4 separate regions of the Homo sapiens genome follow, and all the other regions are linked to region 1. The links are chromatin contacts, found by Hi-C or POLR2A ChIA-PET in ENCODE. All regions are on one chromosome and are shown on one strand. Each heading gives the region's core, a stretch centred on a gene start or an enhancer-like site at or near the end of the contact. The rest is flanking DNA. Distances are from core to core; before and after follow the strand shown.

Region 1 (2,614 bases), core at 1-2,500:
CCGGGACACGTCTGCTCCGCGCACACACAGTCAGTCGGTCCTGCCCGAAACGCACCAAGTCGCGCCCAGCGGCAACCGCCCTCCCTCCTCCCCTCGCCGCCCCCCTCCCGACTCCGGCGCCACGACTCCCTTGCGCCCCCTCCCCCCCACTGCACCACCTTTACCGCTCCGATCCTTTCCGAGGGGCTGATGTCACCAGCCCCCCCACTCTCCTCGGCCACTTCTCCCCGCCAAAGCCTCCCTTTGGCGAGGCCCCCTCCGCCACCACGGCGCCCCCCAGCGTCACCCCCTCCTCTCCTCGCCCCTTTCTTCCCCTCTTTCCCTCTCCCAACAAATCTCACACCCCACGGAGGCGGGTCCCCCTCCCTCTACCCGCCACCCGGTTTCCTGTCCCCGAAACCCTCTTTTTGTCGCAGTCTCCGGAGCCCCATGGGCTCCCCCTCCCCCTCCCCAACACGCACCCAAACCCCTGGCGTCGTGTAGGCCTCGCGGAAAAAGAGAGAAAGAGAGAAAGAGGGGGAGAGCGAGAGCGAGAGCAAGAGAGAGACACTGAGCGGGCAGGCCGGGGGAGGGGGACCCGCGCCCGCGTCGCCACGGCCCCCCGCCCCGTTTTTGAGCCCCCGCCCGGCCGAATCCGCGCCCCTGGGTCCCCCTTCCGGCCTCGCCCCCCACAGACAGAGCCCGCGAACGGGCGGGGGGCTCGGGAGCGCGCGCCCGGGGCGGGGGGCGGGCTCGGCGCGCGCGGCCTGCGGGGCGCCCTTCGAGGGCCCCCGGGCCGGGGCCGGCGCCCCCCGCCCGCCCTTACCCAGCAGCAGCAGGCGGTGCGTGGCCCGGTAGACCTGCTTGTCCTTCTGCAGCTGCTTCTCGATCTTTTTGTTGGCCTCACGCTGCGCCTTCTCCTCGTTGCGCTGGTCCTCGGTCTTACTGTTCCCGAGGCAGCCCATGGCGGCGGCGGCGGCGGCGGGGCGCGGCCGGGCTGCGGCGGCGGCGGGCGCGGGCGGCCTCACGCGGGCCGGGAGGGCCGGGGCAGCGCCGGGCGGGCGGGCCGGGCGCGGGCTCGGCTCCTCGGCAAGGAGCGCGCGGGGCGGACTGCGGGCCGCGGGCCGCGGGGCGCGCGGACGGGCGGGAAGGGGAGGGTGTCGGTCGGACCGAGGGGCGCGCGCAGCTCCCCGCCCCTCGAGCCGAGGCCGAGGGGGCTGATGGCCGCCGCCGGGCCGAGGCGGACCAGAGCAGGAGCTGCGGGAGCTGCTGCCGCCGCTGCCGCCGCCGCCGCTCTTATTGCCTCGGCCGGGCCCCCGCCGCCGCCCCGAGCCAAAAGCGCCGCGGCGGGCGGGGGGAGGCGGGGGGAGGAGGAGGCGGCGGCGGCGAGGGGGGTGGAAGGAGGAGGAGGAGGAGGAGGGCCGAGGAGCGGCCGCGGCGGCGGCGGCGGCTGGGAGGGCGGGAGCCGGCGGAGGGAGGCGGCCCCCCGGGAGCCCGGGGAGGGGGTCCCTCCGCCCGCGCCCGGCCGGGGACGGGACGGGCCGGGGAGACGCCCCCCACCCCCCGGGCTCGGGCAGCAGCCCGGCTGAGCCGAGGGGGGAGAGGGGGCGTCTCCGCGCCAGTGACGACCCCTCGCACGACGCCAACGCTCCACCCCCCGGACCGCGTCGCCCGGCGCCCCCGAGGCCTCCTCCCCCTCCCGCGGGCGCCGCCGAGGGGCTGGGGTGGGCGGAAGGGGAGGGAGCGCGCGCCCGGACTTAGGAAAATTTTCGAAAGAGCGAGAGACACAGAGAGCCAGAGAGCAGGAGTGTGGAAAAAGCGAGGCGAGCACGAACCAAAGGACAGAGCAACCGAAAAGGAAAATGTGTCCACACACACACACGAACACGAATAAAAACCCACACTACACAGCGATGGTGGTGTCTGGTGGCGGTGGCGGGGTGGGGGGTCTGACTAGATGAGCCGCTCCTCGCGCCCCCGGCGCCGGGCGCCATGGCCCGAGCCGAAGGCGCCTCTGGCCCCGGAGCGCCCGCGGCCTCTGCGCTTGGCGCGGCCGCCCAAGTAGGAGAAGAAGGCGCAGCCCAGGAACACTCGGAAGCAGCAGGTCGCCCCGAACACGAAGCCGCAGCCGCGGCCCTGCTCCGTGCGCTTCTGCAGCAGGAAGTTGAGCACCCACGAGGGGCTGCGCACCGAGAAGACCAGGAACACCACGAGGGGCAGGTGGGCGCTCAGCGCGCCAGCCTTGAGCGGCCCGGGCCGCCACACGATGCCCCCAACGCGCGGCGCCGCGTAGTAGGCGTCGTCCTCGTCGCTCGAGTCCGTGTCCCAGTCAGCCCAGGCCCTACTCGTGCCCCCGGCGGCGGCGCCCTCCTCGGCGCCCCCGACGGCGCCCTCCTCGGCGCCCTCGTCGTCGTCGGCGGCGGCCGCGGCGGCGGCGGCCTCGGGGCATCGGGCCTCCTCCTGGGCTTCTGGCACCTTCTTCTTCTTCTTCTTCAGCATCTTCTCCATCTTCTTCCTCTCCTTCTCCTTCTTCTTCTCCTCCTTTCGCCTCTGCTCCAGCAGCTTCTTCTCGAGCTTCTTGCGCTCCTTGTCTGTTAGGAACTTTTCGGGGAGCGCCTCCCGCGCCGGGTTCTTG
Region 2 (7,431 bases), core at 2,092-4,591, 480 kb after region 1:
CAGCTTGGCCAACATGGTGAAACCCTGTCTCTACTGAAAATACAAAAAGTAGCCAGGTGTGGTGGCCCATGCCTGTAGTCCCAGCTACTGGGGAGGCTGAGGCAGGAGGATCACTTGAACCCGGGAGGCAGAGGTTGCAGTGAGCCAAGACTGTGCCACTGCACTTCAGCCTGGGCGACAGAGTAAGACTCCATCTCAGAAAAACAAAAATAGAAAAGATGTCCAATGAGATACTATTACACATTTGTTCATTTTCTTATTGTTGAGTTTTAGAATGGCCAAATTCTAAAATACTACCAATACCAAGTGTTGGTGAGGATGTGGAACAACAGGAACTCTCATTCACTGCTGGTGGGAATGAAAAACGGTGCACAGACACTTTGAAAGACCATTTAGCAGTTTCTTACAAAACTAAACATATTCTTACCATACAATCCAGCAATCACCCTCCTTGGTATTTACCCAAGTAAGTTGAAAACTTATATCCACACAAACACCTGCACATGGATGTTTATAGCAGCTTTATTCATAACTGCCAAAATGCAGAAGCATTTTGTGAGTGGATAAAATAAACTGTGGTATATCCAGACACTGAAATAGTGCTCAGTGCTAAAAAGAAATGAGCTATAAAGCCATGAAAAGACACGGAGGAGCCTTAAATGCATATTCCTGAGTGAAAGCAGTCAGTATGAAAAGGTAGCATACTGTATGATTTTACTCTATGACATTCTGGAAAAGGCAAAACTACAGAGACAATAAAAAGATAAGGTGTTGGCCAGGCATGGTGGCTCACGCCTATAATCCAGCACTTTGGGAGGCTGAGTGGGGCGGGGGGGCGGATCACTTGACATCAGGAGTTCGAGACCAGCCTGGCCAGTATGGTGAAACCACATCTCTAATAAAACTACAAAAATTGGCTAGGTGTGGGGGCACACACCTGTAATCCCAGCAACTCGGGGGGCTGAGGCAGGAGAACAGTTTGAACCCAGGAGGCGAAGGTTACAGTGAGCGAAGATCGCTCCACTGCACTCCAGCCTGTGTGATGGAGCAAGACTCTGTTATCAAAATAAATAAATAAATAAATAAATACGGTGTTGATAAAATTTAAGGGAGGAAAGAACACAAGGAGCATAGAGCAGTTTTAGGACAGTAAAACTGAAACTACTCTGATATTATAATGGTGGATACATGTCATTATACATTTGTAAAAACTCACAGAATGTACAACACTAGAAATGAATACTAACGCAGACTACGGACTCTGGCTAACAATGACATGTCAATGTAGGTTCACCAATGGTAACCAATGTACCTCTCAGTGTAGGATGTTGGCAGTGGAGGGGGTTATGATGCATGTGTGGGGTAGGAGTTACAAGAGAACTCTGTGCATACTTTCTGCTCAGTTTTTGTGTGAACCTAAAACTGTTCTAAACTATATTTTTTTTAAAAAAAGGAAGGGGAAAAAGCATTTGGTCTTTTATATTAATTCACTTTCGGTAGTATCCCCCTTAACATTTCTAATATTAAATATTATTGAGATTTTGAAAATATCTATCTGTATTGTGTGTGTGTGTGTGTGTGTGTGTGTGTGTATATGAATAAAGATTCTTTGTTGTGCAAAGTGATTGCTCCTCTTCCTTTTCTAGAGTTCATGAAATTCTGGTTTCACAAATACATATCCTTCCTTTGTTATTTATCTTCTGATGTAGCTACAATACTTTGAAACTCAACCTATATATGTTACCAAATAAGTTGTATACCAATTTGATATATAATCTATCAGGTCTCAGCTTTCCAGATACAAGTTTAAAGTTATTAGCTTCACAACAGTTTTTTCCACTCTGCATAAAAAAAGCTATATTATTTTATACTCTTGCAAACACAAATTAGGTACAGTATCTCTCCTTTTCACAGCCTCTCCAAAAAACAAATTACCATATTTCACTTCAACTCTAAAAAGATTACCTTCTGGGAAGGTAATAATCTGTCTCCAGAAGCCTATGACTTTTGATGGATTTTGTTAAGACAATAAAAGTGTGCTTGAGGTTTCAATACAGTAGACTCTCTATGTGGGAAAAATACACTAAAATGGAGGGACACGGACATTCTAAAGCAAAATCTGTTGGATATCTTATTAATATTTTTAAATTTTACCCTTTGACAGTCTATTTACATTAAAAAGTATCCTATTGCTTTCTGCGTTCTATACCCATCTGCAGTGCACCAATCCCCACATTATTTCTTTTCTTGTTTATGTAAATCTTCCCCTTCTAGAATGGAAACTCCATCAACACAGACTTTTTTGTCCCTCTTGTTCATTACTGATCATCAGCACCTAGAGCACTTGCAGGCATAGAACAGATGCTCAATAATATATTTGCTGAATGAACAAATAGCCATGCCATGCTTCCATCTACTTCACACAATGGCTGTATTCTTCCTCTATGCACCCTCTGTAAGCACATCCAGGCTCTGGGTGAATAAATACTGAGACTACTGCTGCTCCTGTTCCAGCATTACACCCTTTTCATCTTCTGCATAGGACATATTTTGTTTGTTCCTTTCCTGTTTCCACATGGAGTGGGGGGCGGGGTGGGGGGGGGGGGTGTCTGTCCTATTCATCACCAGATCCTCCAAACTAGAACAGTGCCACAAACATAGTAAAAATGTATGCTGCATGAATACGAGACTTCCTCAGAGGTCATTGTACTCTGATTCTGCTGCATTTCCTGTAAACAGACACCTACTTCAAAACCCGGATCTGAAATCACTCTAAATTTGTGCTGCTTATATACAGGTTGAAGGTATTAAAAATGCTCACTGTGTCAATAATGCTTTCATCATAATTATTCTATGGTGTTTTTTTTTAAAGTTGCCCCCTCCCTAAAAAATGAAAGATACCATACTAACAGATATTCGAAGAGAGTGAGCTGTTAAATAACCATGAACTCAAGAATAAGGACACTGGAGAAGTTTTCTTAAAAATCTATTTTCTTGATCGAATTGTTAGCTCACACATTAAATCAATGCTTTAGAAACAAAAATAAAGCTTTAAAGCTTTGCAACCAATGTGTTTAAATGGCAGACATTATATTCCAATATTCCAGCAGAAAGCCTGATTGTATAGCTCTTATTTTGAAATAACCACATAAAAACAACCCTACCCATAGACACATAACTTTCCTGAAGAACTCTTAGAATGCAGTGTTTTAAATTAATAAAGTATTCTCCTGGTATCCTCGGGAGCCAGCCAGCTACTGAGAAACATCACACCTGTTATTGCAGCAAGAGAAATCAACACCAAGAACTCTCACTGATGATGCCATCAAAGGCACACCAGAAGCCAACTTGATTGAAATAGACTATACCAGACTTGCAGGGTGCTTACTCAATTCACTAGTTTCCTAGGTCTTTCAGAGCAGAAAGAAACAAAACTCAGCCTGCCACCACCTCCATGGGTGGGAAAACTAAACTGGAAGACATGCTACTGTATTTTAAGAATTCCTAAGATCAAACTCAGGAAAGCTACCTGAAAAAAAATACAAAGTTAGTAAGGAACAGCCTGGAAAACTAAGATATTTGCAGTTTATATAACAGATGAATGGCCAGAATTGAAAATATATAAAGAATTCTCTTACTTACAATAAAAATTCTAAAATCTCATGAAGGAATACTATACAACTCTTTAAAAGAATGAACTAGATCTGTATTTCAACAGTTGATAGGTCTCAAAAACATGTTAAGTCATCCATACACCATGACACTACATTAAGTGATCTAGAAAAAAACGGAAATAGTTCACATTAAATTCCTCCGGGGAGTTAAAAAAAAAACAAAAAAAAAAGGAGGGCGTATGAATCAGCAGATATGGAGTACAGACATGCCATAAATTATTAGTGAAGTTTTACTTGTTTTATTAAAGAAAGATTTAAAACGAGTCTTCTAACAAATTATTAACATTTAGTTACTCCATACTGGGGTATTTATATTATCTGTATTTTTCTGTACTTAAAAATTTTTTCATATACAGAAAGCTACCTGTAGTTTATGTGAGATCCAAACAAGGTTCTTTTGAAATAATTTTCTACTTGTTCAGACTTGTAAAGTTGTTGAAAACTGATAAACCAGCCTTGATAGTCATGCTTGTATAATTTATAAAAATCAAGGTTATCACTCAAAACATGTTTAAAGTTGCAGTGGTCTCATTAACTCAAGACAAAGACCCATGTGTACAATTCTGACAAAAGCTTCTGTATGAACTTCAAATACTAGAAACCATCTAAAGATAAATACTGTCACTACTTTCCTTTAATACACTAGATTTTTTTTCGTAATAGAAAAATGGCTAAAAGGAGTATATAAGAGCTGAGGCTTCATACATTCTATCTATATCCAGCACTAATATTATCGTGCAGTAGAAGATTATTCACAGATGAATTTTACATCAGTTCTAAAAGGATCTTAGACGATTTAATAAACTGAATTTTTTCAATGCATTCTTTATCCCATTGACTAACGAACATCTAGTAATTATTCTCTACTTGAAAGACCAAAATTTCTGATTACAGTAATCACAAAAATAAACAAAAAGATAAGCAATATTCTACTGCAAATAAAATTCTATCTAAATAGAAGAGTGACAAAACATGATTCACATTTTACACAAAGCAGGATGAGTCAAGACAGATAATATGCTCAAGTTAGGGGTATGAGTGATAAAATAGCATGGGGTCCCAATTTCTCATGGTTGTAGTTGTTTTAACAGTTCAAGTGCAAAAAGTCATTAACAACAGAAGTAAAACTTCTCCAAAGTGTTCCATCTTTAGTGGAGATGACAGCATGTGAAAAAGCCTCCATACGAAAATCAACACATCCAATTCACACCAGATACAGAACAGGGGAGAAGAACAAGTTTAGCATTCTGCACCTTGATGATCCAACTGGAATTTTCAATCTGTGAACGATGAGAAACAGTAGAACGTGGTTTATCAGTTAGTGTGTAATCTGTTCTGGTTCCTTTTCAATAAAGAACCTAAGTGGCTATACCAGTGATAAGAGATTATCAACCAGGTCAGCAGCTTCTTAAACTCAAGAAGAGGCCAGGGGAAAGGCTGTGAGACTTGGATGAAAAATATTTTCTATTTTTCCCTTACTCTGCCTTTGGAAATTATGCTCATTCTTCAAAGTTTTGCTCAAACGTCTTCTCTTTTGGAAAGGTTTACCAAATCTCTTTAATCAGAAGAAATTACTCCTTACTGTTCTATGTCACAACAATAAGCTGACTGCCAAATTTATATCTGCAGCCTGGCCCTCTCCCCTGAGCTCCAGACTCAACTACCTATTTAACATCTCTCGTTGCAAGTGTACTGAGCATCTCAAGTTTCTCATGTCCAAACGGCACTCTTGAGTCCCACTCTCCTCCCTCAAACTCAATGCTTCTCATCTCAGTAAAGAAACCACCACTCACCCAACTGCTTAGGCCAAAAGCAGTCTCTCTTCCTCTACATTTAATCTACATTCCTCTATATTCCTCTACATTTAATCTAGAAACCCTGTCTCCACTAAAGATACAAAAATTACTTAGGCGTGGTGGCACATGCCTGTAGTCCCAGCTACTTGGGAAGCTGAGGCAGGAGAATTGCTTGAACTGGGAGGGGGAGGTTACAGTGAGCCGAGTGAGATCGCACCACTGCACTCCAGCCTGGGCAACAGAGCCAGTCTCCGTCTCAAAAAAAAAAAAAAAAAAAAAAAAAAGGCTCCTGGCCAGGCGTGATGGCTCACACCTGTAATCCTAGCATTTTGGGAGGCCTGAGCTCAGGAGTTTAGGAGTTCAAGACCAGCCTGGGCAACATGGTGAAACCCTGTCTACTAAAAATAAAAAAATTAGCTGGGCATAATCCCAGCTACTCAGGAGGCTGAGGCAAGAGAATTGCTTGAACCCGGGAGACAGAGGTTGCAGTGAACCGAGATCGCGCCACTACACTCCAGCCTGGGCGACAGAGCAAGACTCTGTCTCCAAAAATAAAAATAAAAATAAAAATAAACTCCTGCTCAGATTCCTCTGTGGCTTCCCATCTCACAACAAAATCCAAAGTCCCTCCTGTGGCCTGCCTACCGGCAAGGCTCCTGCCCTCTTCTTTGAGCTCATCTCCCCGCAGGCCCCTCCACCACTCTAGCACAGGCATACCTTGCTGCTCCTTGAACACACCAAGCTCATCATCACCTTGCACCTGCCCTTCCATCTGTCTGTAATGCTCTTCCCAAATGTCTCCACAGTTCATACACTCATTTTATATAGGTCTCAGTTCAAATATCACCTCCTCAGGTAAATGACCTTCCCTAATCACCCTACTTAAATGACCTTCCCTAATTACCCTACTTAAAATTGAATCCATTCCCAAATCCCTTTATCTTGCATTGTTTTTAGTTGTTTTTTTCCCATTTATCACCTACTGCCTGACACCACATCATATATATTTTCTGTTTTTATTTAATGTACACCTTCTCCACTAGAAGATGAGCTCCACAAGGTAAAAGTTTTCTCATCTCGGCCTCTCAGCAATGCTTGGCACACTACAGGTACTCAATAAGTAACCCATGAAGAGAATGGTTCAGGTGCTGTGCTAGGCTCTCAAGCTAGAGAGAGAAACAGGGCACTGCAGCTCCCACCCAGAATACACAGAACAATCTTGGGGCCCATCCAGAATTAATGAATCAGAATCTCTAGGACTGAGACTCCATAATGATTTTTTCTTTTTAAAAAAATATCAAATGTGACGTTAGCTCATATTTAACAGTACCAATCTATTCTAAGCACTTTACATGTGTTAATTTGTATACTCCTAACATACCCCAGAGGGAGAAATTTGAGGCACAGAGAGGTTAAATGCATCACTGAAGGACACATGACTTTCAGATGGCAAATCTAGGGTTCACACTCTTAACTCCTGGGCAGTATACTACCTCTAACTGCATCGAACACTGTATGAAAGGTAATCTATAAAGCATCCTATCAAAAGGGGAGGGTGAGGAGCACAGGGAACTGATCACTGAGGCAAGCCCTGGAGTCTGAAAAGCAGATAACGCAAAGTACACTTTGAGCTGTAGGGAACTTGGGTGAAAGTACAGTGTGATAACGCTATAAGGGGCTTCTGGGGGCATCAAATGGCTGAAGAGGAAGGGGTACGAGAGGGGTGAAAGAAGCTGAGGCTGGAAAGATGCGGTGTGGCCTGACTCTGAAGAGTTTTGCTGCTGGCCTAAGAATTTGGGCCACGAACCTATCCGTAAGATCTAGAGAGCCAATGAATGTTTTTAAACCAAGAAATGATATCAAATTTCAATTTTTAGAAAAATATCTCTGGAAACTGTATAAAGTATAGTCCAAAGGGTGAGAGAAGCAGGCAGAAAAAATAGAGACAGAAAGTTGAGTCA
Region 3 (7,431 bases), core at 2,055-4,554, 430 kb after region 1:
TGGAAGAGACAGCAGGAGACCCAAGGCCCGGGGGATACAGGGGCTGACCTCCATCAAGGAGGCCATCCTGGCTGAAGCAAGGAGGTCGTCCTGACTGAAGGCAGGGAGTGAGGAGAGAGAGGAGGGAGGGACAGGCCGCACCTCACCCTGCCTTGACACCCCTACAGAGCTGGGGTTCCTTTCCAGGCTGCACCCCAACTTCTCTATGTGGGACAACCACCGTTTTTCTGTTTGTCTTTTGCCAGCACCACGTGCAGCCGTGCCCAGCCTGTGGCCTCATTGCCCGCTCCGATGTGCACCACCCGCCCGTGCTGCCGCCCCCTCTGGCCCTGCCCCTGCACCTGGGCGGCTGGTGGGTCAGCTCGGGGTGCGAGGTGCGCCCAGCAGTCCTGTTCCTCACCCGGCTCTTCACTTTCCACGGGCACAGCCGCTCCTGGGAAGGGTATTACCACCACTTCTCAGACCCAGCCTGCCGGCAGCCCACCTTCACCGTGTATGCCGCCGGCCGCTACACCAGGGGCACGCCATCCACCAGGGTCCGCGGCGGCACCGAGCTGGTGTTTGAGGTCACACGGGCCCATGTGACCCCCATGGACCAGGTCACCACGGCCATGCTCAACTTCTCTGAGCCAAGCAGCTGTGGGGGTGCGGGGGCCTGGTCCATGGGCACTGAGCGGGATGTCACAGCCACCAACGGCTGCCTACCGCTGGGCATCCGGCTCCCGCATGTGGAGTACGAGCTTTTCAAGATGGAACAAGACCCCCTCGGGCAAAGCCTGCTCTTCATCGGACAAAGGCCCACCGATGGCTCAAGTCCCGATACCCCAGAGAAACGTCCCACCTCCTACCAAGCACCCCTGGTGCTCTGTCATGGGGAGGCCCCCGACTTCTCCAGGCCACCGCAGCACAGGCCATCGCTGCAGAAGCACCCCAGCACAGGGGGTCTTCACATAGCCCCCTTCCCACTTCTGCCCCTAGTTCTAGGGCTGGCCTTCCTCCACTGGCTATGACATTGGACTTGACATCAGGATGGCGGCTCTGGACACCCATTCAACCCTTCAGACTCCCTCCTGGCAGCTGTAGGGAAGGAACCATTCTCCTCTGCTCTGTCATGGATGGATGCACAGCCCCACTGCTTCCAAACTCTGCCTGTGTCCCATGTGGCTCAGGACATGAGCTTAACCCCTGCAAAGCCTATACCACATCCCACAGCCCGGGTCCCCAGTCAAGCACTTGGATGCGGCAGTGATGTTCATCGCTACGTGAGTTTCTAAAGATCACTCCCAATTTTTCTACTTTCCTCATCCTTGGCAGCTCGCCAACAGGTGCAGTCAGGGGGCCACACGGAACACCCCCATCCCATGTTCCCCCCAGTTCTTCCCATCCTGACCCTTGGGATTCCAAGATGGGAGCAAGAGGAGATCCTGAGGCTCTGCCTAGGGACGAGGCCTACAGTTCTGCCATGTCTGTAGGTTGTTGTTTAAAGATTATTAATTCGAATTTAGCAATACGATCTCTAAGTGGTGCCATGAATTAAAGATGCCACTTCGGGCTTTCAGTGCTTCTCAGCTTTTGGGCAAAGGGCTTGTGTCTTCAGGGGCAGCTCAGCTTTCCTGAGTCCTGACTGCTGGCATTCGTCTGCATTTGCCTGTGCTTCTGCGAGTCGGACCTCAAGCTGCCAACACTGCATGTGGATAAATCCAGTTTTCCCGGGCCAGCATGCAAAATGAAGAGGACTCCATCTAAGCTGAGAAGCATGGCCTCCCCAGAGCAGCCTGCGGCCTCCAAGCCTTCCTGGCCCAGGCAAATGCCAGTGTGCACCAGGCTGGCTGCTGGGGGCAGGTCTTTGGAGGGGAGCAGCATTTCCAGCCTTCTGAACATAGTTAATAGTAATGACAGCCGTAACACTAACGCGCTCTGCAATTCGCCCTGCCCAGCCATCCTCGGTTGCCAAGATTGCCTGTGCCTGCCTGACAAAGGAAGAGAATCTCCGAATGTGTATCTTTGGGCCCACCCTAGGGAGAGGTCGGGGTCACCAGGCTACATGGCGACATCTAGGCAGCTCCGCCTTGCCCAGCCTCCTTGCCATAATCCTAATATATTGGTGTCCTCTGCTCAGAGGGGACTGTCATCATGGTGGGAACAGGCTGTGCCTCCCCAGGGACTCTGCCCATGTTCCCAGGGCCTCATCTGTACACTGTGAAATTAACTGGCATCCTGGTGGGCCCAAGGGTTTTCAGGACTGGGGGCCAATGACTCACCCCCTCCTTCCTCCTCCTGATCCCTATCTCTAGCTCTTATCACAGATTTTGAACAATTGTCTGTGAGGTTAATGATGGTTTCAGAGGGAAGCCCTTTTCCTCCCTGAGACTGTGTGGGGTTCAGTCAGCCTGCTGAAATTGCTTCCACTTATTACCCATCCTTCCTCTTAAAAAAAAAAAAAGCCCACCAAGTTAGTATTCTCTGTAGCTCTCAGACAGCTACAAGTGTTCCTGGCATATTTACCAAAGTACAAGAAATCATTACATTATTTACGGTCTCAGACTACATCAGGGTTGGGGGAGCTCCTGGTGGGGATGGCAGTGGGTGTCGATGATATGTCCACGGCTGAGCAGGTCTTGTATCCGAAGCTTGAAGTAACCATGCCACCATTTATCATCAAATTTGAACCTTTTAATAAAATTAAACAGCCTGAAAAATGTTCTTGCTGGTTATTAAAGTCAACCAAGGGAATTACAGTTCTAAAGAAAGGAAGTGGAGTGTCTTCCAGAGAATGTGTGAAAGAGAATAAAACCAGTGGAGGTAAACCCCAGCTCTCTCAGTTCTGCTTTCATGCCACTGCCTGTCCTGCTGAAAACCCCCCAGGGGCTTCCACTGCACTCAGAATAAAAGCCCGACTTCTGGCTCGCTGTTGCCTGCAAGGCTCAGCCACGCCTCCACATGCCCCGGCCACACTGGCCTTCTCTCTGTTTCTTGATCACAGGAGCTCTTGCTGCCTTGGGGCCTTTGCACAAGCCCTGATTTCCGCCTAGCCTCTCTTCCCCCAGACCTTCAGAAGTTGAGCACTTTCTTTTCAATCAAGTCTCAGACCAGATGTTGTCTCCTGAAGATGTCACCATTCGCATCCCAAAGAGCAGCCCCATTTCCCTGGTCCTTCTGTCAGTCCACTGCATCACAGTTGTATGTTCTTTGTCATGAAAACTGATCACTGGCGGAAATGACCTTATTTGCCTAGAATGTAAGCTCCAACGAAAAAGACTCGGCTCTGACTCGCTTCCTGCGATCTTTCCGGAAGGGTCCAGTGTGCCTGGTGCATGGTAGAAAGAACTTCAATAAATATGTGACTCAGTAAATGTTGGTTATCCCTGTTAAGCCTCACACTGAGACCCGTGAACGGATCACCTCCATCTACCAGATTCAGCGACCCTCGAGAGGCCCAGCTGAGTCAGTGAGAGGTGTGTGAGTCTCTGCGTCTTGCGCGCGAGGACACTAAGGCACAGAGAGAAGGGGCTGGGCTCCAGAGCCTGAGATCCGGGCCTCTGTATCACAGCCCACGGGCTTGGGGTGTCCTCCTCACTCTTGGAGGGAATAGGATTCCTTGATTTTATTTGGGGAAGGCAATTTAGTGTTGCTTCGTGGGATGCCATCCCTAATGAGAAGGAGTGTGTTGAGCAGGACAGCAGCTTCCTGGATCCCCTCAGTTGGACTTAGTTGCTCTCTGCTCGCTGGGGCTTGTTAGTTTGGGGGCAGGTGATGCTGCTCGGAGCTACGAAGGCTGAAGAAAGGGCAACCATCCCTTTTCTCCCAGGCAGAAGGTCAGGGCTTCCAAGACTCTGGGCTGATAAAGGAAGGGGTCATTTCAGAGGCTGAGGGGCTGAGACTGTCTGGTACAGGGCCAGAGGCCCATGGGCACCAAGCCTTCCTTCCAGCCCTTTGCTCCCGCCCCTTAAGTCTCTGCCCTTCACATAAAACGTGAGAGCGCTCTCATCTACAGACGGGGAGGAAAGCCTAGAGTCCTATTTCCAGATAAAATTAATGTTCTCCATTGCATGTTCAGTCACGTTGAAAGGTGGGGGGTGGGTGGGAAGCCCATGCAGTTGATAATTTCATTGTGCAACTCCCAGGAGAGCAAATGAGCTTTTTTTCTTTAATAAAAAGTTGAAATTGTATACAGCTCTCAGAGGTCCATTAACTAACAGATGCTGGTTATCAAAAGAAGCTCTTTGCCTTTCACTAAGCGCATGCTTTTAATCTCCCAGCGGTGCTACCGGGCTGAACAGCAGTGTGTGGCTTGGTGACGCAGGCCCACCAGCACGTGGCCCTGGTCTGTGCATCCTCTCCTGGGGGCACAGGTGACTCAGACACGAGGGACTGGAGCTTTCTGACGCAGAATGTAGCACTGCATCAGGGCCTGGTCAGGGCTGATTCATACCCATTAGCATCGCAGACCGGAGACAAGCAGGGAAGAGCTGTTCCCACTTCAAGAGGGGACTTGAACAGTAGCGTGCAGCCTCCAGTCCGCTCCTGATGGTTCTGAGACTGAAAGCCTGCTCCTTCTCACACACACAACCCCGCTTAAATGGATGTCAGCATGAGCACAAATGACCTGTCGACATTCCCTAAAACCACCCTTCCAAGCTTCCAGACAGACCCTCCTCCTGCCCACCTGACACCTCTACCTTCCATTTCGGCCACAGTGGCCTCCTTGCTCTCCTGCAGTCCCATGGAACCCAGTCCCTCTCAAGGTCTTGGCTCCAGTTCTCCCTCACCTGGAAGGCTCTGCCCACCTCACCCCTGACCACCCCAAAGATAGCGCCCACCACAGCGCAGTGACTTCATCACAGCATTTGTCAGTGGCCGAAATCTGAAAAAAATCCCGTTTGTTGGTTTTCACCTATTGTTAGCCCCTCTCCTCTAGAATGAGTTCCTTGCCAGCAGGGTCCTTGTCTGTCTTGTTCTCTGTGGATCCCCAGTGTTAGAATGGTGCCGGGCACATAGTAGGAGGTCAATAAATACCAGTTAAAAGAATACATGTTCCAAGACCTGATTGGAGACTCCGAATTCAAGCAGCAAGATGACACCCACACACTATACTGGCCTGGAATTTCGATGTTGCTGACTTTTTTTCTAATCAGATGAGCAGAGCAGAACCCAGGCCTGTGAACTTGAGGACATCTGTTTTCTAGTAGCCAGGATATATCTAGAAAGGCATTGAAGACCACTGCTCTCCCCAAATAGGAGGCCACAGGGCCTGGTAAGAGGTGCCTTGAGACTCCATCTCAAGCTTCTCATCCCCCAAAGGTCAGGGAGACTGGGAGAGCCTCAGCCTCACACAGGTACCCAAGGCTTTCCTTTCTTAGTTTTGGAGCCTCCATCTCCCCCACCCCCGACCCTGCCAGCTTCAGTTTCTTTATCAATAAAATGGGCTGAAACCTGATGGTTCCTGGAGCCAACCAGCCCCAACATCAGTTACGGGAAGACCCAAAATAGTAAGTGATTCAAATGGAATCAATAACGTATTTTGAGAGAAATGGCAAAAAAAAAAAAAAAACAAAAAAAAAAAACGGGTTTGGTGGCTGACGCCTATAATCCCAGCACTTTGGGAGGCTGAGGTGGGTAGATCACGAGGTCAGGAGACCAAGAGTATCCTGGTTAACACGGTGAAACTCCACCTCCTAAAAATGCAAAAAATTAGCCAGGCGTGGTGGCAAGCACCTGTAGTCCCAGCTACTCGGGAGGCTGAGGCAGGAGAATCACTTGAACCCGGGAGGTGGAGGTTGCAGTGAGGCGAGATCATGCCACTGTACTCCAGCCTGGGCAACAGAGCAAGGCTCCGTCTCAAAACAAAACAAAACAAACTCTTAGTGAGGATGGGTCTTTGTCCTGTGATACAGTATGTATTTCCTAGGGGTTATTAATAACCTACTACTCTCACTCCTGCATTTGGCATTGTTTTTAATCCCTCAGGAGAAAAAAAATTACCAAAACTTAGGTGGTCACTACTTCTGGTGAAATCAACTGCCTGTTTAGTAAAAAGAAGACCCACAGACATTTGCTGAGCATCCATCATGTGCCAGGTGCTATGCTGGGTGCCTTGGAAGGAAGGCCTTCCCAACTTCCAGCCAAGATGGGGCAGGCAGACACATGCCTTTAGCTCCACTTCCTTCTGAAGTCCCAACAAATTATGGGAAAGAATTAAAGGGCACAAGGTCACAGGAATAAACAGAAAAGGAAATAAGAACATAGCCAACAGGAGATGTCAGCAAAATTCTGGAATCTGGAAAGCTGATGGGTAATTTATCACTGATGGGAGATTACAGAAGGTGGAAAGCAGGTTGGTCAAAGGGCACAGCTCCGAAGCAAGTCCACTTGTGCCATGAATCCCCCTAAGGCTTAGGAAATGGTGGCCCTAGGCATGGCAGAGGCCAACAGAACAGTAGGGCTAAAAACAGGAGGAATCTTTGAAATGTTTTACAAGTCTGTAAAAGGAATTCTACTCCTAGATCCCATCCCTAACCAATTTAAGAAACCAAAAGTTTAACCCGAAAATCTTTGGACTTAGGGACAGCCCAGGGCAGAGTATCATGCTAAAAATTTAGATACAGGTTAAGTATCCCCAGTATGAAAATTCAAGATCCAAAATGCTCCAAAATCCACAACCTTTTTTGAGTGGTGACACAATGGTCAAAGGAAATGCTCACTGAAGCATTTTGAATTTTGGATTTTCAAATTAGGAATGTTTAACTGGGAAGTATAATGTAAATATCCCAAAATCCAAAAAAATCTGAATTACAAAACACTTCTGGTCTCAAGCAGAACAACATACAAAAATACAGAACGACAACAAAAAAGAACAAAGCAACAAAGAGCTATAATATCCTCAGTGAAAAAAAATATACATACATCTTGGAGCAGGTTGCTGTAACAAAGAATAACTGGAAAAGAAAGATGTCTTGAAAACTATAAATATGTTAGCAGAAAAAAATCAAAAGAAGGTTGGAAATTAAAGTTGAAGAATATTCCCAGAAATAAAAAAGAATTGGGAATTAGAATGGCACTTGATTTCTTAAAGGAAACACTAGAAGCTGGAATCAGTGGAACAATGCTTCCAAAATCCTCAGAATGATTTAAACCTTGTGTTTTATACCCTGTGCAACTATCAATCAAGTGGAAGAGCAGAATGGGACATTTTCAAACATGTAAAGTTCTCAAAAAAATTATGTCCCACATACTCCTTGCTCAGAGACTTGCTAAAGGATGTGCACCCCCAAAATGGGATAGTAAGAGAGAGGAAGCTAGAAATCCAGAAAAGAAGGGGTCCAATCCAGAAGAGAGCAAAAGGAGTTCCAAAGATGAGAGTGAGTGAAGGCCCTGGAATGAGAGCTGTGCAGTAGGCTCAGATAGCAGTCAGTCCAGAGAGGAGCAGGAGAA
Region 4 (7,431 bases), core at 2,394-4,893, 260 kb before region 1:
CACCCACACATCCCCACTCTAGCTAAAACCTTGTAGTAGCCTCGTCACTCTTGGAACAAAGTAATGTCCTCCACCTAGCAGGGCCCATGTAGGCCAGCCTCTGCCCACTTCCTCAGCCACTTCCCAAGCCCCACTTCTGGTTGCCTGCAGCACAGCCACATACTGGCCTTTTGGCTCCTTGGATGCTGGCCCATGTCAGGGGCCCCAAGGGAGCTGTACTCAAGGCCTGAAGTGCTCTTTCCATTCCCTACTGCCTCCTACTCAAGCTTCACTTATGCCCTCAGGGAAGCCTCGGGCACCTGCTCCCTGAGCAGCTCAGATTCCCCAGAGTTCATCACAGCTGCAATTAAAAAATTAAATGTATCATTACTTGCTTAACGTTGCAATCCCCAAAAGAGCAGGGACTTTGTACCCTATTCGCCAGCTCCAAGCCCACTGCCCCGGCATGCACGGATGGATGCGTGCACCCTCCAATCAAACCAAAGGCCCCCAGGCTCTCCTCCACACTTTGCTTATGCTGTTCCTCAGCCAGGAATTCCCTTCCTTCTCTTGATCCACAAACCCAAAATCCACCTGTCCACCTACTCGCTGCCTCCTCAACCAAGGCCTCTGGAAACCCCCAACCCCCTGTAAGTGGTGATCTCCCACTCCCGAACCTCAGCAGCAGAGTCCCTGTGACACTTTTAGGTGAATTTATGCCTGTCTTACATTGTAGTGGATTTAGCTTAGCTCTCTGGACTCCTAAGATCTTCAAAAGTGAGCGCTGTACTTTTTTTCTCATTACTAGCTCTTTCTAGCACCTAAGCTGGTACCTGGCAAACAGCAATGACTAATAACTATTATGATTGATCAGGCAACAGACTAGTGAAACCTCCAAGCTGGGGTGTGAGGGAGGTGCTGTCATTACAAATATTACTTAACAGATGAGGAAAGGAGGTTGATAGTGGTGAGGCAGCTCGCCCCAAACCACTCAGCCAGAGACTGGCAAAGACAACCTGTGGCTGAGGCTATATGGCCCCCACACCAGCATGTTCAACCATTCAATCAAGCCCTGCCTTTGGTGTACACCTTCCCCTTGCAGCATCGCTAGACAGAGGGGCTGGGCAGCCACCTCCTATGGGTCTCCCGAAGGTTCAGCGTTCCCTCGTGGAGAACATCTCCAATACATGGGGCTCAGCCGGCACCAGTATTTGAGGCAAACCTACTAACTCTAAGAGCGCAAATACAAAACAATCTTAGCTAAAACTACTACAAATCTCCATAAAGGACTTTTCAAAACAGTGCTCTCTTCAGAAAGTCCACGCCCAGGAGCTGGTGTTGAAAGCCATCCCTCATTCACCTGGCAGCGATTCACCTGACCGGCCTGCAGAACTCAGGTGGAATCTTGGCTCGGTATCTCACCAGTTGTGGCCAAGTTATTTTACCTTTCTAAGCCTCGAGGTTTTCATCTGTCAAGTCAGGGCAACAAGAGCCCCAGGCACATGGGAGAATTAAGCACAAGATGCTAGCACAGGGTCGGGTGTATCATAAACACCTGGTCAACGCTCACAGTAGCATCACTGTGGTTAGGATTATTCTCCTCAAAGGTCTGCAGTCCTGTGGCATCTCAGCAGGAGGGTGCCCAGGGAAAGGGCCATTTCCTTCTGTCCAGAGATGGGTGCTGGAGCCTCAGGAAGGGTTATCCCAGGAGACAGAAGCCATGTGGCTTGCTGGGAATACACAGATCAGGGTGGCAGGTCATGCACACATCAACACACCCCCTCCAGCCTTAGGCATCCACCTCCATGCTAGCCCCCTCGCATCTTCATCCACACCAGGAAAGTAAGTGTGTGCATGTGTCCCAGCCCACATGTACCGGGAACATGGGCCTCTCCAGAGACCCAGCCGCTATCAGCCCGGTACCCCTGCACTATCGGAAACCCATGGACGGCTGGAGGCTGTGCTCATGGGTCTCCCATCTGGGCAGGCGGGCCAAGTGTATTTGTATATAATTTGCATGGTTGACACAGCCGTTCCCATCTCTGCAAGGAGAACTTCCAAGCTAACCTGTTATTACTGCTCCTCTGAAGCTGGCACGGCCCGCCCGCCCACAGCCAGCGAGTACTATGCAGAGAGACAGGCCAGGAGCTGACTGAGCGTTCGGGTGCGCCACACCAACCTCCCTGAGCCTCTGTTTCTCTCCTGGACAACAAATCACTACACACCTCCGTTGGGCAGACTCAAGGAGAGCTCCTTGCCCACAAAATGACAGCGTGTGCTGGCGCGGAGTACTGGCCACAGCATAGTGGGCTGTTTGTTATTCTCAGAAGGTCAGGAATTAATCTGGATGGAGAAGTTTGCCTCAACGTTCCTCCCAGATGATGGTTCTGAGTCTCATACGGTGGGTCCCCTATGCTATGGTTACTATTCATAGATGATCTATAAAAATACAGGATTGCCTACTTAAATTTGAATTTCGAAGAAATAATAAATATTTTAGTTTAAGTATATCCTGTGCAGGCTTTGGGACACGCTTATACTAACAAAGTATTCATTGTTCACCTGAAATTCCCATTTTAACTGGGCATCCTGTATTTTATCTGACAACCCTACCTGTGACCCGAGGTCCACTGGTTTCCATTACGACTTATATCCTGTTTTCTCACAGTTTTTACCTAAACTCAAAGGAACACGGTCTCTGTTTCCTAAATGTGCAGCTTCCCAATCTAGGATAGGGAGGGCAGAGGTTGCATGTGAGGAAAATTGAGACTTGCTGAGAGGAGAGAGGGAGGGAAGGAGAGAGAGAGAACATGTGTTTCCTAATTGAGGTAAAAATCTAAAATCTGTTCCTCTTTGGTTTCTGTGAGGAGCCTGGTGGTTACCATTGTGAACGTGAGGCCACGTTTCCTGTGGCAAAGGGTATGTGTGTTTTTATCAACAGAGCCCGTTTCTAGGGCTCCTCTCAGGATGTGAGGCCCGTAGCAGGTCACAGAGGAAAAGGCGGGCCATGGCGGGGCAAAGGGGGCTGGCGCTGGCGTTGGATGGGGGTCCAGCCATTGAGGCTCCCTGGAGAGCCTTAGCCCTGTGTGGGACGACAGCCCCCCTCAGGGCCTCGGCTCAGATTTCCCTGTGCACACCGGCCAGCTGGAACATTCCACAGAAAAAGGCAGTGGAGACTGGGCCTTGCCGGATTCCCTGGGGCCCTCAGGGCAAGTTCCAGCCCCGCCATCCACACAGTGTCAACATCACAGGGACAAGGCTCAGGCATGAAACATGTGTTGGGGGCCCTGTGGATGGTGTCTGCTCTCCATACAGGGGCTCTGCAGCCTCTCTCTCCGACAGGCCAAGCCCAGGCTTTTGGCGCTCACTCAGGAGGGAACCCTTTTCCTTCACGATTTTTTTTGGAGGAGGGAGATCTTATTTTATAGTAAGATCAATAGATATATTATGGAGTATAAGGTTAAAGTTTTATATCTTTAAGATACAATGCAAAAAGTAAAATGAAATGTATAAGACTCCGTTTCTTCCTCCATAAAATGGTATTGGGGAAGGCGCCAACCACATGGGGCCATTACAGAGATTAGACAAAGAGACATAAGCAAAGCCCTTCTTTGGCACAGCCCCAGGCCACAGTCACATCTTCTTTAATTGGAAGTTTGCCATTGAGACTGGGCCCAAGGATTAACATCCCTTCATCTCGTCTGGCTTATCAGACCTCCACACACAGAAAGAAATTGCAAAGCAGCAAAGGGAGTCTAGGTTTTGAGCACCAGAGGAAGCTGGTTAATCTTCAGTTGATTTTCTGATGGCACCTCTGGTCTGATCTCAAACAGAGGATGGGGTCTGAGAGCCCTTACCTTGTCTGACCCATCAAGATGGGCACCCATCCTATTCATCTGTGGCCACAGACACGGCCAGCCTGGAAGGGATGGAGACCCTCGTTACCAATGGAGACACCATCCCCTGGCTCTGCCCCTCACAGCCTCTGGCCAGGGCTGAACTCGAGTGCCCGCAGCCCAGAACGCTGCAACTGCACCTGCTCTCCAAGGCACAAGATGCTCTGGGGAAGGATGTGGTAAGCTGTGTCCAAGGTGCAGGGGTGTTGTGGTCAGGAGGGCAGAACTCACACCAGGTATGTGGGTCTGAGGTAGGAGGCTGCAGGACCTCTGAATCTCCTGGCTGGGTGACAGGATGGAATTGAGCCTCAAGACATGAGACCCAGAGTCAGCACCCTGCTTGCTCTCACGCTCTGTTCTTTTTTTTTTTTTTTTTTTTTTTTTTTTTTTTTTTTTTTTTTTTTGAGACGGAGTTTCGCTCTGTCGCCCAGGCTGGAGTGCAGTGGCGCGATCTCGACTCACTGCAAGCTCCACCTCCCGGGTTCACGCCATTCTCCTGCCTCAGCCTCCCGTGTAGCTGGGACTACAGGCGCGCGCCACCATGCCCGGCTAATTTTTGTATTTTTAGTAGAGACGGGGTTTCACCGTGTTAGCCAGGATGGTCTCGATCTCCTGACCTCGTGATCTGCCCGTCTCGGCCTCCCAAAGTGCTGGGATTACAGGCGTGAGCCACCGCGCCCGGCCGCTCTGTTCTAACCCATCTTCAGAACATCAGAAATGTAGCAGTGGTGATGCTTCCCAAGGACTGAACAGGGACTTTGCCACTGGTCCTCAGAGCTCATGTGCACCCCTTGGATATCCCCCCTCAACAGAGAGGCCAGCCCCATTCCATCATGGAAACCCTCCCAGCCTACTCTGATGAGATTGTCCGTGTCCCTGTCTTGGATGGGCCGACCACAAATGACTTAGGAACTAAACGAAGACTATGCATTGGCCTTGACCAACGGCACTTAACAATTAGCGTCAATGGCCCCATCAGGCTCTAGGTTAGTAGGAGAACATTCTCAAGCATTTCAGAGAGTATAAGGGACGTCTCTTCTAATTAGGGTCCATGATGTAGTCATACTTTCTTATTGATCTAATAATTGGTGCAAATGTACAAAAACAGCTGTCCCAACAGTGTGCTGCCACGTGGCCTTGGGTTTTTCATTCTGGCCTGTAATCCCCCCTTTTACCACCTCAGAAAGCAAGGCTTCATGCGTACAATCATGCCTGCATTTCAGCTGCTCTTCAGATTTACAGCCTCGCCTCTGAAATATGAACAGGTTTTTTGGAGATAATTAGTCTCACACACAACTTCAGCCAACATCTGATCAACCCCAGTCATATCATTAGTTCTTGCTAACATATTACACTTTGCCTAAACTATATTGGAAGATGTTCTCCAGTTATGATATCTGATTAGTCAAAATCAGCCTTGTTTGGAGATGAGGGGGGCCTCATTCTTCCTTGTGGTAGGAGAGCTGCCCTCAAAGCCTTTTCTTTAAATTCTAAGCCATGATCCAACATCTTTGCCTTTTCCCAATTTCAGCTTGTACAGCCTTTCCTTTTAAAAAACAAAGTATAACAATTGCAATTCTCCCTTGGCCACTGGCCAGACATCCAAGGGCCAGAGTGAGGAGATTAACGGATACACCCAGAGGGGACAAGGTCAGAGAGCAGAACATTCTGGACACATGTTTGTGTCAGAGACCAGACCCCAAAGGACTGGAGAGCTCCCATTAAGAAGGGCTGGTACCTCCAGCTAGAGTGACACGCGAGGGCCCTTCAGAGCCTGTGCATGGAACATGCCTGTGACATTAATTAATGCCAGGCAAAATGTAACAGCAGATCTTGGAAACTAAAAATAGATCTTTACTAACTGATTCATCCCCTGACTGCACAGAATTTGGAGCTTTTTGTCTGCTTCTCTTCTACATGTACATTACATTACGGCCTCTTTTCCCCCTTTTCTCCATCTTTGTTGTTCTTCCTTTTTCCTCTCCTTCTTGGTGAAAGGTCTAAACCTTCCAGAAGCGATGTCCCCACTCAGCTCCCCTCCGACCCAGAGACATGCTCGATAAGCAAGGAGATTACTCCTTCTCCTGCTCCCATGGTTGTCAGCCATGTAATCTGCACTTAGTATTTTCCATGCCGAGGTCCCTGCCTGTTGCATTCCACACAGAACTCTGCAGCTTCATTTCCTATTAGAGTCCCTTCTATTTTAGACTTTGTTGATTTCTACTAGGAAGGAAGCCTATTTTAAAAAAATTAGCTGGACAGCTGGGTCTGATTGCTTTTGGTTACTGGGCTTGGGGCCACCAGGGAAACAGGCTTCCCAAAGCCCCTTGGATGGAGGACCATTTCATAGGGCCCCAAAAGTGTGAGTCACTACTCACTCTAGAGAGGAAGGGCCAGCAGCCCCGGTTGGAAATCAACAGGTCAAGTCAAAGGCAGGACGGCACCTTCATCCACATCTGAGGTTTACAAGGCTGTGCTGAAAGGTGAGGAGGAGGGGCTAGAAGCCCCTTGGTTCAAGAGATCTCAAGGGGACCTGAGTGGGGCTCGTGTCAGAGATAACTGCGTGTGCTTGGAAGGAATCATCCATCATGCTTGCCTGATAGAATCACTCGGGAGGCAACAGACCAGGCTCAATGATTAAGATCCCTTCATCTGGCCTTGCATCCCAGAACTCCAGGTGCACAAAGAAATCACAAAGTCCTCTCTCACCTTTAAGTGCTCAGTCCACAGGCAGGTGGGGGCTGCCGCTCTCTCCCGAAAACCGGTGGCTCCGATGAGGCAGGAGCATTCTCCCTGCTCGTCCCATCTCTGCCTCTGCTTCTCTTTATGCCTTCTCTAGAGAAAAACCGACTGCTGGAAATTTAAAAAAAGAAAAATTGTGTGTGTGGAGGGTGGTGGGTGTCGGGGTTGCTGGGGCGGCGGGGGTGGCAGAGGGACACCGGGGGTAGGTGTGCAGCCTGCCCTGGTGTGGGCTCGGGTTTAATGGCCGACGCTGGTGATATGGTTTGCCTGCTGAAGCTCAGTGCCACGGCAGCTCTGTGTGTGGGCGGCGGCAGCTACACGGCTGGGTTTCAAACCATTACACTGAACATTTGCAAACAGATAAAAAAACAAAACCATCCGGTACAAATGGAAACTTCTGTTCTCCTTTCTCTTCCTGCACTCTTTCCCCTTGCACCTCTCCTCTTCAGTTGAGGAGGAGGAGGGTGAGGGTGGGCATTTCTCTGTCTGGGCTCCCTTGGTCCCCTCTTTTCCGACCATACCACTCCCACGGCCACTCACATGGACAGGGAAATCAGGTCTTCCAGACCAACTCCCCCAGCTTTGGGAATGTCCAGTCATGTGAGAAGGATTTTCTCTCCTCCAGGGTCTTGCTCAGAATCCAGCCACTGAGAGCCACCAAACCAAAAGAGGGTGTGGGCTTCCATATCTGACATTCTTTCATCCTTCCTAGTTTCAAAGCCACCTTAGAAATGGCCAAACACAAAGTGGGGTGAGGTGTCCTTTCACATCTAGGTGACACTTTTCCCACAGAACATCATGCACACAGTGGAAT

What was found. Hi-C counts contacts between places; a loop is a spot of excess contacts on that map. ChIA-PET counts read pairs that join two places held with the same protein, here RNA polymerase II (POLR2A). Pooled maps may share reads with other maps.
Region 2: a map of gastrocnemius medialis shows a loop between it and region 1 (3-fold over the local background). The contact joins the enhancer-like site here to the promoter of GNAS in region 1. A Hi-C loop is called at or near these places in 1 of 168 maps with a recorded cell type or tissue (gastrocnemius medialis), 3 of 37 single-sample maps with no recorded cell type and 4 of 50 pooled maps. POLR2A ChIA-PET finds 5 or more read pairs at or near these places in 3 of 52 experiments (Caco-2, GM12878 and activated CD8-positive, alpha-beta T cell).
Region 3: a loop to region 1 is called in a pooled map, with 5 times the contacts of the local background. The contact joins the enhancer-like site here to the promoter of GNAS in region 1. A Hi-C loop is called at or near these places in 2 of 37 single-sample maps with no recorded cell type and 2 of 50 pooled maps. POLR2A ChIA-PET finds 5 or more read pairs at or near these places in 2 of 52 experiments (GM10248 and HEK293).
Region 4: a map of aorta shows a loop between it and region 1 (2.3-fold over the local background). The contact joins the enhancer-like site here to the promoter of GNAS in region 1. A Hi-C loop is called at or near these places in 1 of 168 maps with a recorded cell type or tissue (aorta) and 7 of 50 pooled maps. POLR2A ChIA-PET finds 5 or more read pairs at or near these places in 3 of 52 experiments (A549, CD4-positive, alpha-beta T cell and activated CD8-positive, alpha-beta T cell).

The regions. Positions count from the first base shown.
Region 1 is chr20:58,890,057-58,892,670 of GRCh38, reverse strand. It overlaps GNAS (GNAS complex locus), which reads right to left and starts at 1,250. Exons shown (of 13, transcript NM_000516.7): 1 at 806-1,250. The coding sequence starts at 944. RefSeq lists silencers at 93-182, 1,053-1,272, 1,283-1,782, 1,843-1,992.
Region 2 is chr20:58,404,066-58,411,496 of GRCh38, reverse strand. The region is part of intron 1 of VAPB (VAMP associated protein B and C); the gene reads right to left. Among named protein-coding and RNA genes, the nearest start is that of VAPB, 19 kb to the right of the region's middle. Within about 2 kb of position 3,341, at least 11 of the 41 ENCODE cell types and tissues checked have a DNase peak (open chromatin) inside an H3K27ac peak, as active enhancers do; they include GM12878 and gastrocnemius medialis, where a contact is called at or near this core.
Region 3 is chr20:58,454,369-58,461,799 of GRCh38, reverse strand. It overlaps APCDD1L (APC down-regulated 1 like), which reads left to right. Exons shown (of 4, transcript NM_153360.3): 4 at 246-2,699. The coding sequence ends at 1,010. Among named protein-coding and RNA genes, the nearest start is that of APCDD1L-DT, 57 kb to the left of the region's middle. RefSeq lists a silencer at 791-979 and enhancers at 2,766-2,875, 3,006-3,145. Within about 2 kb of position 3,304, at least 2 of the 41 ENCODE cell types and tissues checked have a DNase peak (open chromatin) inside an H3K27ac peak, as active enhancers do.
Region 4 is chr20:59,145,528-59,152,958 of GRCh38, reverse strand. It overlaps a transcript of ZNF831 not described here. Among named protein-coding and RNA genes, the nearest start is that of ZNF831, 15 kb to the left of the region's middle. RefSeq lists a silencer at 2,825-3,047. Within about 2 kb of position 3,643, at least 13 of the 41 ENCODE cell types and tissues checked have a DNase peak (open chromatin) inside an H3K27ac peak, as active enhancers do; they include CD4-positive, alpha-beta T cell, where a contact is called at or near this core.